Regions from separate parts of the Mus musculus genome. Here region 2 is linked to region 1. Evidence: chromatin loops called from intact Hi-C (ENCODE). Cell type or tissue: heart. All regions are shown on one strand. Links, peaks and the distances in the headings refer to the core of each region. The heading gives the core; the rest is flanking DNA.

The links. A loop is a pair of places that touch in the nucleus more often than their neighbours do. Peaks named below come from ENCODE experiments on the same cell type or tissue, not always from the same donor. Only the 100,000 strongest peaks of a DNase experiment are listed, where the experiment ranks them.
Region 2: a loop joins it to region 1, with 13 times the contacts of the local background. A loop is called at or near these places in 2 of 42 quality-filtered maps.

Annotation. Positions count from the first base shown.
Region 1 is chr8:25,974,043-25,980,777 of GRCm38, forward strand. Hgsnat (heparan-alpha-glucosaminide N-acetyltransferase) reads right to left here and starts at 2,702. Exons shown (of 18, transcript NM_029884.1): 1 at 2,483-2,702. The coding sequence starts at 2,669. Pomk (protein-O-mannose kinase) reads right to left here. Exons shown (of 5, transcript NM_029037.4): 5 at 6,562-6,735. In heart, for the core only: a CTCF peak has its summit at 2,768; a DNase peak (open chromatin) is centred at 2,709; H3K4me3 peaks cover 1,710 bases; H3K27ac peaks cover 2,203 bases.
Region 2 is chr8:26,973,936-26,980,670 of GRCm38, forward strand. It overlaps Zfp703 (zinc finger protein 703), which reads left to right and starts at 3,401. Exons shown (of 2, transcript NM_001101502.1): 1 at 3,401-3,676; 2 at 4,633-6,735. The coding sequence starts at 3,419. The coding sequence ends at 6,159. It overlaps Gm39150 (a long non-coding RNA gene), which reads right to left and starts at 1,980. Exons shown (of 4, transcript XR_001778540.2): 1 at 1,738-1,980. In heart, for the core only: CTCF peaks have their summits at 2,098, 2,832 and 3,034; DNase peaks (open chromatin) are centred at 2,086, 3,106, 4,176, 4,736 and 1 weaker place; H3K4me3 peaks cover 3,090 bases; H3K27ac peaks cover 3,401 bases.

The DNA.
Region 1 (6,735 bases), core at 1,078-5,077:
CCAAGTCAGACTTACACTGAGTGGAAGAAAAACCTAAATACAGACTGCAGCCCTCCCGAGTCACATGTGCAGGTGGGCGAGACTCCTGGGCCATTCTGCCTTGTAAAAGTTTGAGAACTCTTGCACCCCACCATTCTGGTGGAAGACTATGAACCTCCTCGCTTTAATGGCACATTTGAAAGGCATATGACGTGTATGACAAGACTGAAGGGCACTAAGACTCCCTGCTCCAGCATTCAATCAAGAGGTACTTGCTTGATGACATCATTAAGTTGGCACTCACTTAGGACTGGGGTGTCTCCTCTCACCACATAGACTCCAGGGACTCAACTCAAGCAGAGTTAGGCTTGACAACACATTTACATTACACACAAACACACACACACACACACACACACACACACACACACACACACAGCATTTAAAAATGAACTTCTGGGGCTGGAGAGCTGGCTCAGCAGTTAAGAGCACCAACTGCTCTTCCAGAGGTCCTGAGTTCACATCCCAGCAACCACATGGTGGCTCCCAACCATCTGTAATGGGATCTGATGCCCTCTTCTGATGTGTCTGATGACAGTGTACTCCTATACACAAAATAAATAAATAAAACTTAAAAAAAAGATGTCTTTAAAAAAAAGAATGAACATCTGTGAGCAAAGATTTTTTTTCCCCAAAAATAGCTTTTCAAAAATGTTAATACCATCTCAAAAGTACTGTGAAATTCCAGTCCTTTTCGGTGGGGCTGGAGTATGACATCTGCAGAGATCATAGACTCGTAGCTGGTAAGGATGACTGTCTTACTGTGTGCCACATCCTAACAGTCTTATACGATAGATTAGTCTTTTTTTCCCCCTCCTGTGGGGACTTCTCTGCACTGCAGTGATTGGCCTTGAATTGTTGGGTTCAAGATATCCTCCTGCCTCAGTCTCCCAAGTAGCTGGTGCTCCAGGCAGGCACCACTGTGTGACCTAGAGAGACCAACCAACTTGCTTTAGGTCCGACCTGCTGGGAGGTAGGTAGGAGTGGAGTTCAGTCAGGGGCAGTAGTTAACTCCTAGGTTACCACACTCCAGAAAGGACGCAAGCGTATCTGCTCTGTCCCTCCGGCCTCCACCAGCCCTTGGATTTCTCCCTCATCTTTCAGCTGGATAAAGAGAAAACAGCAATTTGAACATGTCCTCCCAAAGCTCACCACAGCCATTTACATATCCTGTGAGTTTTGGAATATTCGTTTAACGGCTTTCCTAAACCTAGGTATTCTTAGGGGTTTTGTTTGCTTGTTTATTTGTTTGATCTGTCATAATTTTCTTTTTCATTCCTCCTGTTAATTTTTTAAAATGTGTTTGGGTGCCTGGCCTGCATGTATGTATGTATGTATGTATGTATGTATGCATACCACATGAGTGCCTGGTACCCAAAGAAGCCAGAAGATGGCATCAGAACCCCTAGAACTTGAGTCATATGTGGTTGTGCCCTGACATGGGTAGGTGGTATCAAAGGGCAGCCAATTCTCTTAAGCTGGAGTCATCTATCCAGGCTACCTACCGTTCATTCTTGACAGTCTTCCTTTTCCAGTGAGAGTAACTCCCTGTGCAACTACTCTTCACCCTATACAACAGCATCCTTTCCTGGACAGAATGGCTGGATTTCTACTTCTTAGTCTTTAGTAGTATGTTTTACGCTTAGATTTGCCATGTGGGTTTTAGGCTCAGAAAGAGCTTGACATTGTTACTATATAATTTGGGAGCATGTAGAGTCCCTCAGGCCTAGCTGAACGTCAGAATTGCCCCCCCAGGAAGCTTCAAATAAGAGCAGCAGTGAAAAGTTCAAACACCCTGGCCAGACCCCAAACTCAGCAGGATTTTCTTTTAACTCTCTCCTCCCAAGGACGGGTTGTAATTGCAAATTGTAACTCACACCGTTCTTCGTGCTTTTTGCATTGTTTCAATGTCTTTTTTAAAGTTTGGAAGCTGAAGGGGTGTTCAACACAGGCACCACATTCCAATTTCTATACAGAAAAGGGGATGAGATGGATAGGAAAAAGGCAGGTGACATACCTTGCCAGGTGACAGGCCCTATCCCAAACAATGCATAAAGGTAAGGGGTGGGGGTTTGGGGTAGAAGTGGGTGTTCACTTGCCTCAGTCCTCGACCCAAACTATCCTCTCGATAGGAGTTTGTGAAATGGAGTTGCGGGACCCTATGAACCTTCAGACCTGAGTCAAGAGAAGTCCCAGAATTCCTATTTTTTCACCCTTCCCCCTGGTGAATTCGGAGACGGACAGAGCACCCAGCCCCAAGGTCCTTCAACTGAACCTGGGAAGCCAGACCCGGGTCGCGGCTCCTGCGACGCCGGCACTGCGGTCCACCCCAGCGTGGACCGGGCGCGACGCTCAAGTCCTGCGCCCCGCGGGCCGTGGGGAGGTCCGGGGCAGGCCCACGCACGGTCCCCGCTACCCCTAGCCGTGGGGGCCGCTCGCTCACCTGGCTCCGCCCGGCGGCCGGGGGCCAGCAGCGTGGCGCTCAGCACCGACCCGGCCAGCAGCAGCGCTGCCAGCGCCGGGCCCGCGCCCATGCCTCCCACAGCCTCTCTCCGGGAGTTGCGCTCTGTCCCCGCAGCCGAGCTGCGCTCTTCTGCCCGGCGCCTGCGCGAGCTCGACCCGCCCGTCATCGCCCGCTCCCGTGGCGTCACCGCTCCTGTCCCGCAGGGGATGGCGGGGAGAGGGCGGGGCCGCTCCCTCCTAGGCACGCCCCGCGGAAGCTTCCTAAGCCCCGCCCAGCTGGGAAAGCATGCGTCCAGCTAGTGTCCACCATAGGAGGGCAGCCAGGCTGTTTTCTACCCTCTGCACAGTGTTTCTGTCCCATCGGGAGAAAACCGCAAAAGAGTGGTCTTTGCTTTCCCAGTCATCCACTCCCTCACCATTCCCTGAACGTTCTAAATTCTTGCATCTTAGCCTTTCAACGTACAGATACGTGTTACTCACCTTCTAGGAGAGTCCTTAGTAAAAATGACTACAGAGCTTCCCCCTTACACGCACAAACTCTGGGCGTTCACTACCTAGAGTGAATGATACACCCCTTAAAAGGTCTCCTGTTTCTGGCCTTGCACAGGTTGCTGCCAGTCTGTGGAAGTTTAAGGTGTCCAGGGATGAGGACCTTATAAACCACACTGCTGTCTGTATTCCGGGAGAAACCATCACACGCGAAAGAGGGCAGGCATGATGTTTGTAATAAAATTGTAGTTGCAAAATCGTGTGGGCAATCTGAATGGCCGTCAACGAGACAGCATCGCGCCATGCAGCAGTGGAAATGAACAACAGATCTTCCCATTTCCACCTGTGAGAGGCTTCCATAGGATGATGAAGGGGAAACTGGTTGCACTTAGCTTTGTAATGAGTTTATTTACTTTTTTTGATGGACTCATTTACAAATTCAACTATGCAAAGAAACATACCAGCAACCTCATTTAAAGAATCACATTCTTTTGTTACTAAACACAACAGTGGTCAAAATTATAACGTATAGAATGGATCCCAAGATTTAATGGAAAAAAGAAAAAACAAAACAAAACACCCTGTGCTGAAAAGTTTCAGGTTCCAATGTCACTGAATCCAGTTCTGAACATGTTTCTTAATATTTCTTTGTAATGGATCCCCAGACTGGAGCACAACTGCCTTAGTGAAAGACCCATTCATGTTCTATAATCAGCATATAAAATGTAGCACCCACCAAAACTAAAACAAAGGCCTAAATCCATCAAAACCCATAGTTCTGGGAAAGTCTCTAAAGATAATAACCTTGGTTTTGGCTTTTGGCTAACTGTTCTTTTTAACTAGAGTATTGCAACACAGGGTATAGTGTTGTGCTAAAGAGTTCACCAGCTAATAAGGACTTCCTATTGGCTTAAACCCATATCCAAGTAGTCTTCTCTGGTGGACTCCCCCACAATATGTTAGAAATATGTTCTGGGTCACAAAGAAAGAGACCATCACTGCACCCGAAGTGTCTGGACAAGGCAAACTACTTTCCTCTCGATCAAGGGTGTGCTCTGTGTGTCACACTTAAACACAGCGAGATAGAAATGAATCTGGTTTTTATTATAGCTCAGGGAGTGGCTAGAGCCCGACTTCACAATCTTATCCATTTAGCTAGTCTGAAAAAGACTGGCCCACAGGAAATGAAGGAGGAAGAGGAAAGGTCTCGCTGTACTCAAGAAAAAAGAGTCACTGCTCCAGGCTGTTAAATTCCTAAAATAAGTGCAGTGGGCCTTTATGGAATCCAAAGGGTTTACTGGGTAGGGAGGATTAAAACATTCTCATAAAAGTCTTACAAGGTGGGGGAGATTAAATTTTTTTTTTAAATTCCCTGTCCTAAACATGTTTTGTATTGATAGAAAAGATTCATATTTGATATTTCTTACAAATGGAAAGATAAATGCTATATTCAAGCAATGATTAGGAGGGAGAGAGCAAAATGTCATGCCAGTGTCCTGGCGGGCTCCAACTGGCAGCGTCCTTGTTAGGCTGGGTAGTAAAGAGGTATACGGGTACACCCTGCATCATTCTAACATGCTTCATTTGAACTACTTGATAATTCTAGAGTCCCAATACAAAGGCAGTATGACTGATGTCAACCTGGAAGATCAAGGTGCCAAGTATTTGACAGAGGCTAACTGGTGCTAAGAGGCAAGGATTTGATGGGCCCAAAACTCCGGGCTGCTCCAGCACACGGTGAGTGTCTCTGCACTACTGCCTCTGGTGTTACAGCCTCAGACACAAGAAAGGCTTCTCTCAAGTGGATTCTTCTTGCTCACTGTGCAGAGCAGCCAACCAACCAGAGTTGTGGCTGCCTCCCCTCCGAAGAATCAAGAAGCAACTGAGAGCCTTTCAAGAGTGACCAAAGAAAGAAAGGACAGAGATGAGAAGACAGAACAGAGAATTTTAAACAGATAAAAAGTTTTAAGGAACCACAGGGAAAAAAAATCTGCAGACCCTGGATGCCAGCAAAGTCTAAGAAAGCATTGAGGATTTCAGTGAAATCCAAGAGTTCCAGTTCCCATGCTGAGAGCTTTCATACCAACCTCTGGAGGGGGTTGCTGGTAGGGTTAAGAGTGCTGTACCTGAGGATTGTATCACAGGAGGAGGAGGAGGAGGGAGGAGGAGAAGGAGCCTATGGCTGCCTCCTGCTGCTCCTCCATGCTGCCCAAACACTTGGGGGGAAATTAAAAGTGAGGTGATAGCATCGCTTGCCGAGCTCCCCCTGCCACAAGCTCTGCCCAGAGAGAAGAGAAGAGCTCTCAGCTTCTAGTGTGAAAGGAGGGAAGGTAGGTGGGTTACACAGCAGGGCTCAGGAGGCGGCTCCCAGTGAGGGACTGTAGGAAGGTGTGGCTGCTCACAAGTGTGGCCAGAGGATCACTGCATATCCACACTTGAATCTCACACTCGGTCAAGCAGTACTCAGACAAAAAAAAAAAAAAAAAAGAAAGAAAGAAAGAAAGATCAAATACTAAAATGGAAAAAAATTGCTAAGGAACCTTTGCAAATCCATGGAGTTTGTGATTACTATAGTAGGAATGATTAGATGTCTTTAATTACACTTACAGAGGAAAAAAATAGATATCAGAGGAAAATCAAAACTGATCTTAGAGAACTTGTAATCGTGTTAAAGCGTATGCACACTGAATTAGGTTTCATCGCTGTGGAGAGACCCTGTGACCACAGCAACTCTTAATAAAGGAAAAGGTTTAATCGGGACTGGCTGGCTTACAGTTTCAGAGGTTTAGTCCATTATCAACATGGTGGGAAGCATGGCAGCATCCAGGCAGGCATGGTGCAGGAGAGGGAGCTGAGAGCTCTACATTTTGATCTGCAAGCAGCAGGGAGAGACTGTGTATCACACTGGGCATAGCTTGAGTATAGGAGACCTTAAAGCTCCCACAGTGACACACTTCCTCCAACAAGGCCACACCCACTCCAACAAGGCCACACCTCCTAATAGTACCACTTGCTTTGACCAAGTATCCAAACACATGAGTCTATGGGGCTTTTCCTAGTCAACCCCACTTTTGCCTTTTCTATGGAAATAAAGAGTGACTCTGGGCGGATTCCTGAGTTCGAGGCCAGCCTGGTCTACAGAGTGAGTTCCAGGACAGCCAGGGCTACACAGAGAAACCCTGTCTCGAAAAACAAACAAACAAAAAAAAGGTGGTGGTGGCGCACGCCTTTAATCCCAGCACTTGGGAGGCAGAGGCAGGTGGACTTCTGTGGTTTTACCTTTGAAGGTTTTCCCCTTTGAGTACAAGTCAATAGTGAGTCCTGCTAGAGTTGCGTAAAAATCTCCCGCTGTGTACACTCAGCACGTTTCATCACTTCCAGTTGTCAATTCCTCTTCCCCTTCACACACACTTACCTTCCCGTTTCTGTTTTTAGCGCTGGGTGTTCCCAATACAATTACACAACATGCTGTCCTCCGTAAGTGGCTTCTTCCACACAGTGTTTTCAAGGCGAACTATAGCATGCATGCACCAGCATGTCATTCTTTAAGGCTGAATAATTCCATTAAATGGATATACGTATACTTTATTATTGACCAACATTTGGGTTATTCTTCACCTTTTGTCTACTCTGAGTAACTGTGCCACCAGTGTTAACGGATAATGTGAACAAGTTTTTGATCCTCCTGGGTTTATCCTTGGAAGGACTAACTGCAGGGGCGTGTGAGGAACTGCCCGACAGTTT
Region 2 (6,735 bases), core at 1,074-5,073, 1.0 Mb after region 1:
AGTCCTAAACCAGGCTGAGCTACATAGCAAGACCCTGCGTGCTAGACAGAAAAAGGACTAACAGGCAGCCCATTCTTCACTCCAGTGTCCTAGAAACAGCTTCAAGTAGCTCTAGCCCTGTCCTAGGTAAACCACTGCTTGTCATTTCCAGGGTAACCAGCGAAGGGCTGACAAATGAGGTCCTCTGCATCTGCCACACTTCTGTGAGGGAAGGACATGCGCTGTATGCCCCTGCACTGCAACCGGTTTTTTTTTTTTTTTAACAGGGTCTTTTTTTTTTCAACCACATTCCTAAGGCAATGCTCTGCCCACAGCTGGCCCTCAGTAAACACGGGTCCGGGTTGATTAATGAGTCATGTTCTCACCCAGGTGGCAAGCCATTCCTTTGAAAACTGAACTTCCTTTTAGGCGGCTGAGGCCCAGTGTCGTGCTCTGTATGGGGTAACAATTTTGCTAAGTAAATGTCAAATCGCAATCTCAATACTCTTCTGCAAGTGTTTTAATTAGGCCTTGGGCCTAGCTCACGGTGTTTTGGTTTTTTTTTTTTTTTAATTTTTCTCTCACAAGGAAACTGGATCAATCCAATCAAGGAAGCTCTCTTGTCCTTACCAGCACCCCCAAGGAGTTGTCCCTACCCTCTGTGTGTGCTGTGGAGTGTGTGTGTCCTACATACTGTACAGGAGCAGGAAACAGGCCTGGCGTCTGGCACCTGGCACCATTAGCCCTGTCCATGCTAACTGCTCTGAGCTTAGAGAACTAAGTTTCTTAAAAGGACAATGTATCATTCCGTGGGGAAATCGCCTGCACCCTAGCCTGCCCAGCCGGGACATCCTGTCTGCTCCCCTTCTTCCTTTTGTTCATTTGACATCTTTCTACTCTCCAAATAAAAATACTCCACCGTCCTTTCTGCAGCCTCCTGCCCTCTCTTTCCCACCCACATTCCTAAGTGTCTACTCTCTTTCCCTCTAACTTATTTCCCATTAATCATTTCTAACACACATCTGCTCTGCTCCTAGAATGGTTTCTAGGCTGGCTCTCTCTCTCTCTCTCTCTCTCTCTCTCTCTCTCTCTCTCTCTCTCTCCCTCCCTCTCCTCCCACCCCGCCCCCAGCTGGACTGGTTACAATAACCCAGGAGACTTTTGTCTCTGTCTCCAAACTCTACCTTCTTCCCAGTTTTTCCTCCAACATATCCACAAAGGCCATCGCTTCTACAACCCATCCTTCTTCCACTCTTTTCTCTCCCAAAGGCCAAAGGCCTGGGTTAAGTTGAAGTAACCCTTCAATCGCGGTGGACTGTGTTTGTTGGGAGATAGGGTCTCACTCTGTAGCACAAGCTAGACTGGAACTCACTAGGTATGCCAAGCTGGTCTCAAATTCATGGTGTGACTCTCCTGCCTCAGCTTCCTGGGTGCTGCATTTACAAGAACGAGGCTGCAGACCCAGCTTGGAGTAGAATTTTACAGATAAGTGTTCGCAATGACCATGAGGTCAGAAGGCATAGGCTGGCATGAGCTGAGCTTATGGGAGTTGCGGGAAGAGAGTAAAACTTTGTACTATAAAATAAATGAGAAAATCCTCCTCCCTTCCATTCATTCTCTTGCCCCTCCTGCTGCAATATGGACCATATCATCAGAGTCAGGGCATCTCTGGCTATTCACTAAATTTATAAGATCTAAAGAGAGGGAAGGGACAGTCGGGTAATTTCTGAGAAACCTATGCACATTTATTTATCAAACCTTGTGGCTCCAGGGAGAGTTTGAGTTCTGTGTATGACGGATGTGGCCTTGGAAGCTGCCTGCCGCCTTCTCTCCTGCACATCATGAAGTTCATGATTGTTCTATGATTCGCTCCTTCCGCTCACTTTGACGACCCCTTTGGAATCTCTTGCTCTCACGTTGTGTTGAGTCAATGATATCAGAGTCAGGGAAAAAAAAAAAAAAACAACCGTGAGTCAGCATCAGGCAGTCAGAACCAGATAGTCCTGGGTAACACTCCTACAAAGTCAGAACTTGATGGTCAGAGTGACTGACAAATCACGACTGGAAAAGGGTATTCAAAAGGAACAGCGACACCAGCGCGCCTCCACTGGCCACTGAGGGCACGCAAAAGTGGTCACTCCAGAGCTGGGGCACAAAGGACCAAGCTCAGTCGATTGAGCCAAGGATCTAGAACTTTATGGTCAGGACCATGACTATGTAAAAATCTCTGCCAAGTGTAAATACGTACTTTTTCCGGAAGGCTTGGGGGAATCCGAGAGGGTACTGTTATTATTAATAAAAAGGTCTTATTTCGAAATTTCGCCGGAGGGGAAACCAATGGGGCAGTCTCTAGAGTTTGTGTCGTCCTGCAATGCTGAGACCCCCCCCCTCCTCTAGGACATCGGCCTCTACTTTGATGCTACCTCCAACCACGTCGCCGCCAAACGGCAGCTCAGCTCGTCACAGCACAGTGAGGTAGCTTTATGACTTTAAACGGGACAAGAACCCTGAAACACACCAAACACGATCTATAATTCAGAGCGCCCCTGGGGGCGTTCCAGGAGCTTTGAGGTGACGCTTCCTGGCCAGGGAGCCAAACCTTCAACCACGCTTCACCTAGACCGTCTCACCGGGAAGGGAGTCCTTCCACTTCCAGTCTGACTGGACAGGCTCAAAGTAGTTGGAAGGGCTCAGGCAGCGCCCAGGGAATAGTGGATGCCCCCAAGGCTTCGGCGCTTCCAAGTGAACACATCCGGGAGAGGCCAATTAGGGGAAAGAGAACCGGCCGAAGCAGCTCGGAGAAGCTGCCGAGCTCCCGAGGCGTAGCCCGCCCCCCGGCGGTCCCGGGGAGAGGCTTGGATCCTAGGACCGGAGCAGGCGCCCTGCGTTCCCACCCCGGTCTCCACCCTAGACACTAGTGGGAAGCAGCAGGCAACAGGAGAGGGCACAGAGCCCGTGTCCAGAAGTCCCGTCCCTTGGGTGACCCGTGGGCTAGGGCAGCCGGGCACAACCCGCAAAGGGGAGCAGATCCAGCGCTGGGCGAAGGCCGGGAGGCGGCGACCGGCTAGGGCGCTTTAAGACTCTCCCCGCCCACCGGCGGCGCCCGCCTCCGCCCTCCGCTCTCCCCGCCCCGGGGTCCGGGAGAGAGCTGCGATTGGGCGGGCGCGGCGATCCCTTTGAAGTGTGGCTGCAGATCGCGGCTATTTGACGTGCAGCTCGCGGAAGGCGAAGGTTTTTGTGTTGCTCGCCTGGGCTAGCTGCGGCGGCGGCGGCGGCGGCGGCGGCGGCGGCGGCGGCGGTGGAGGAGGGGAGGCGGCACGGAGGCGCAGCGGCTGCTGCACGGCGTTCGACGCAGCGGAGCGAGCCCACCCGCCCCGGGAGCTCGCCTCCCGGAGCTTCCCCTCCCTCCCCGCCCCCCCAGTGGCACTGCCTCCTCCAAATGAGCGATTCGCCCGCTGGATCTAACCCAAGGACACCCGAAAGCAGCGGCAGCGGCGGCGGCAGCAGCAGCGGCGGCGGCGGCGGGAAGAGGCCGGCGGTGCCGGCAGTGGTGTCCCTCCTGCCCCCGGCGGACCCCCTGCGCCAGGCGAACCGGCTCCCTATCAGGGTCCTGAAGATGCTGAGCGCTCACACCGGTCACCTCCTGCACCCGGAGTACCTGCAACCGCTGTCCTCCACACCCGTCAGCCCAATTGAGGTCAGTCTCCGGGCGCTGCCCACCCAGAACTGAACCCCACTCCTCCACCCATGCTGGGCCCATGGCTCTGCTCCCTCCACCACCCCCCACCCCACCCCACCTCCCGTAGCGACGCGAGGCCCGAAGCTGGCCACGCAGGCGGACCTCCTGAGGAGGGACGGAAGGCAGGAACCAGACACCCCCCTCCCCGCCCGCCCAGGTTCTCCCTAGACTCATGGGTGGAAGGGTTTTGCCCAGTCGCCCTTTGGAGCTGCGTGTTTTCTAACCGACTGGATTTGCTCTTATGGTGCCCAGAGTCCTTTACTTTTCCTCTGGCCCCTTAGAGTCCTGTCCAAAGACGGCTTCTGGGCCTCCCTCGCCTCCACCCGGTGTCCCTCTGCATCTTCCCCCGTCTGTTTAGGGGCACAGTGCAGACAACCAGGCACTCGGGATCCTGGGTCTTTCTTCATCTTACTTCTCTGGGTGTCCTCCCCGGGAGGGAGGGAGAAAGGGAGGGAAGGAGAGAGGGAGGGGCTACTCACAGGGCCAACTGCGGCTCTGCCTTTAGAAGGCGCCTCTCCCTGCTCTTACACCGAGCGCCATCACCAGAAACCCGTCCCAAACGAAGTTCTCCCAAACTAAAGGCTTAAGTTTTTCCCTGGCCCAAAAAGATGGGAAAATTATCTGGAAAGGGGCGAATCACCATCCGGATTACAGAGAAGTCACCTTTAACCGGGAGGGCTGTGGTTGAGCCATTTCTCCTGCGCGCCAGCGCCCATGTCACACTCGGGGACTAACCCACAAGGCAAGTGTCATTCCGCCCAGCTACTCGGCCAGAGCCAGGCCCTCCTTCCGTGACCCTCCTCGCTCAGCTCCCTTCGCTCGCCCACAGTGCTCGGCTCAGCTTCTCCGCGCGCGCTTAGTGAGTCTCCCAGTCTCACCCCCTTCTCCCTCCCCTTTGCCACTGTCTCCCGCAGCTGGACGCCAAGAAGAGTCCTTTGGCTCTGCTAGCCCAGACCTGCTCGCAGATCGGCAAGCCCGACCCGCCGCCCTCATCCAAGCTCAACTCCGTAGCGGCGGCGGCGGCCAACGGGCTGGGATCCGAGAAAGACCCGAGCCGCTCCGCCCCCGGCGCCGCCTCCGCGGCCGCGGCGCTCAAGCAGCTGGGGGACTCCCCCGCGGAGGACAAGTCGAGCTTCAAGCCCTACTCTAAGGGCTCCGGAGGCGGCGACTCCCGCAAAGACAGCGGCTCCTCGTCGGTGTCCTCCACCACCTCTTCGTCCTCCTCGTCCCCCGGAGACAAGGCGGGCTTCAGGGTCCCCAGCGCCGCCTGCCCTCCCTTTCCCCCGCACGGGGCATCGGTCTCCACCTCATCAAACTCGTCTTCTCCCGGCGGCTCCCGCGGAGGTTCACCACACCACTCAGACTGCAAGAACGGCGGCGGCGGGGCCGGCGAACTGGACAAGAAAGAGCAGGAAGCCAAACCCAGTCCCGAGCCAGCCGCTGGGAGCCGAGGTAGCGGCGGGGACTCGGCTCACGGTGGCCCGGAAGCCACCGCATCGGGGCGCAAGTCAGAGCCGCCCTCCGCCCTGGTGGGGGCGGGCCACGTGGCTCCAGTGTCACCCTACAAACCAGGCCACTCGGTGTTCCCACTACCGCCCTCCAGCATCGGTTACCACGGCTCCATCGTGGGCGCCTACGCCGGCTACCCGTCTCAGTTCGTTCCTGGCCTGGATCCTAGCAAGTCTGGTTTGGTGGGAGGTCAGCTGTCCGGGGGCCTGGGCCTGCCACCAGGCAAGCCCCCCAGCTCCAGCCCGCTCACGGGGGCCTCCCCACCCTCCTTCCTGCAGGGATTATGCCGTGACCCCTACTGTCTAGGAGGCTACCACAGCGCCTCGCACCTCGGCGGCTCAAGCTGTTCCACTTGCAGCGCGCACGATCCGACCGGGCCCAGCCTTAAGGCCAGTGGCTACCCTCTGGTGTACCCGGGGCACCCCTTGCAACCTGCGGCGCTCTCCTCCAGCGCCGCCCAGGCCGCTCTCCCGGGCCATCCTCTCTACACCTATGGCTTCATGCTGCAGAACGAACCGCTGCCACACAGCTGCAATTGGGTGGCGGCCAGCGGGCCCTGCGACAAGCGCTTTGCCACCTCTGAGGAGCTGCTCAGCCATCTACGGACTCACACAGCCCTGCCGGGCGCAGAGAAACTTCTGGCCGCCTACCCCGGGGCGTCGAGCTTGGGCAGTGCCGCTGCAGCCGCTGCAGCCGCAGCCTCTTGTCACCTGCATCTCCCCCCGCCCGCTGCCCCAGGCAGCCCCGGGTCGCTGTCCTTGCGGAGTCCACACACTTTGGGGCTAAGCCGATACCACCCCTATGGCAAGAGCCACTTATCTACAGCTGGGGGCCTGGCAGTGCCGTCCCTTCCCACAGCCGGACCCTACTACTCGCCATACGCACTGTATGGACAGAGACTAGCCTCCGCCTCTGCGCTTGGATACCAGTAACCACAGCTCTGGCCCCTCCCAGCCCTTCCCCACCCACCCCTTCCTCTCACGTCCCACTGCCTTCGACGCTGCAAGCTCCACTACCGCTTACCCCTACCAGGATCCAGCCCAGCCCCTCCCCCACCGGACTGTGTATTTATTTACTATAATGTTAGCTTACAAGCTGGGAACATAAGTGCATTAATGACCACATGAGTCAGTGGTATGCAAAAAGTCTGTCTCCCCCAAATAATAATATTAACCACCCAGGTAACTCCATGATTCCCCCCACCCCTCTCCCTTCTTTTGCTTATTTTCTTCTTCTTGGGTATATGTTTTAAGGCTTTGGGTTGTTTGATTTTGACTGGTTTGGTGTTAAGGAATGAAGGAAGAGTTGGGGTCCTACACTTTCAGTTTCCCCCATCTTGGGAAGTCTCTTGCATGAGTCTTAACTGTTAAAACTGCATATCTTCCCTTTTCCTTCCCACCCCATCTTGTTTCATTCCATGTGAAGTTTTAATTCTTTTTTTTCCCTTTGTACAAAAAAAAAATGTAACAATTTGGGGGGGTTCAAGGGGGAACAACTTGGTGGCTGGA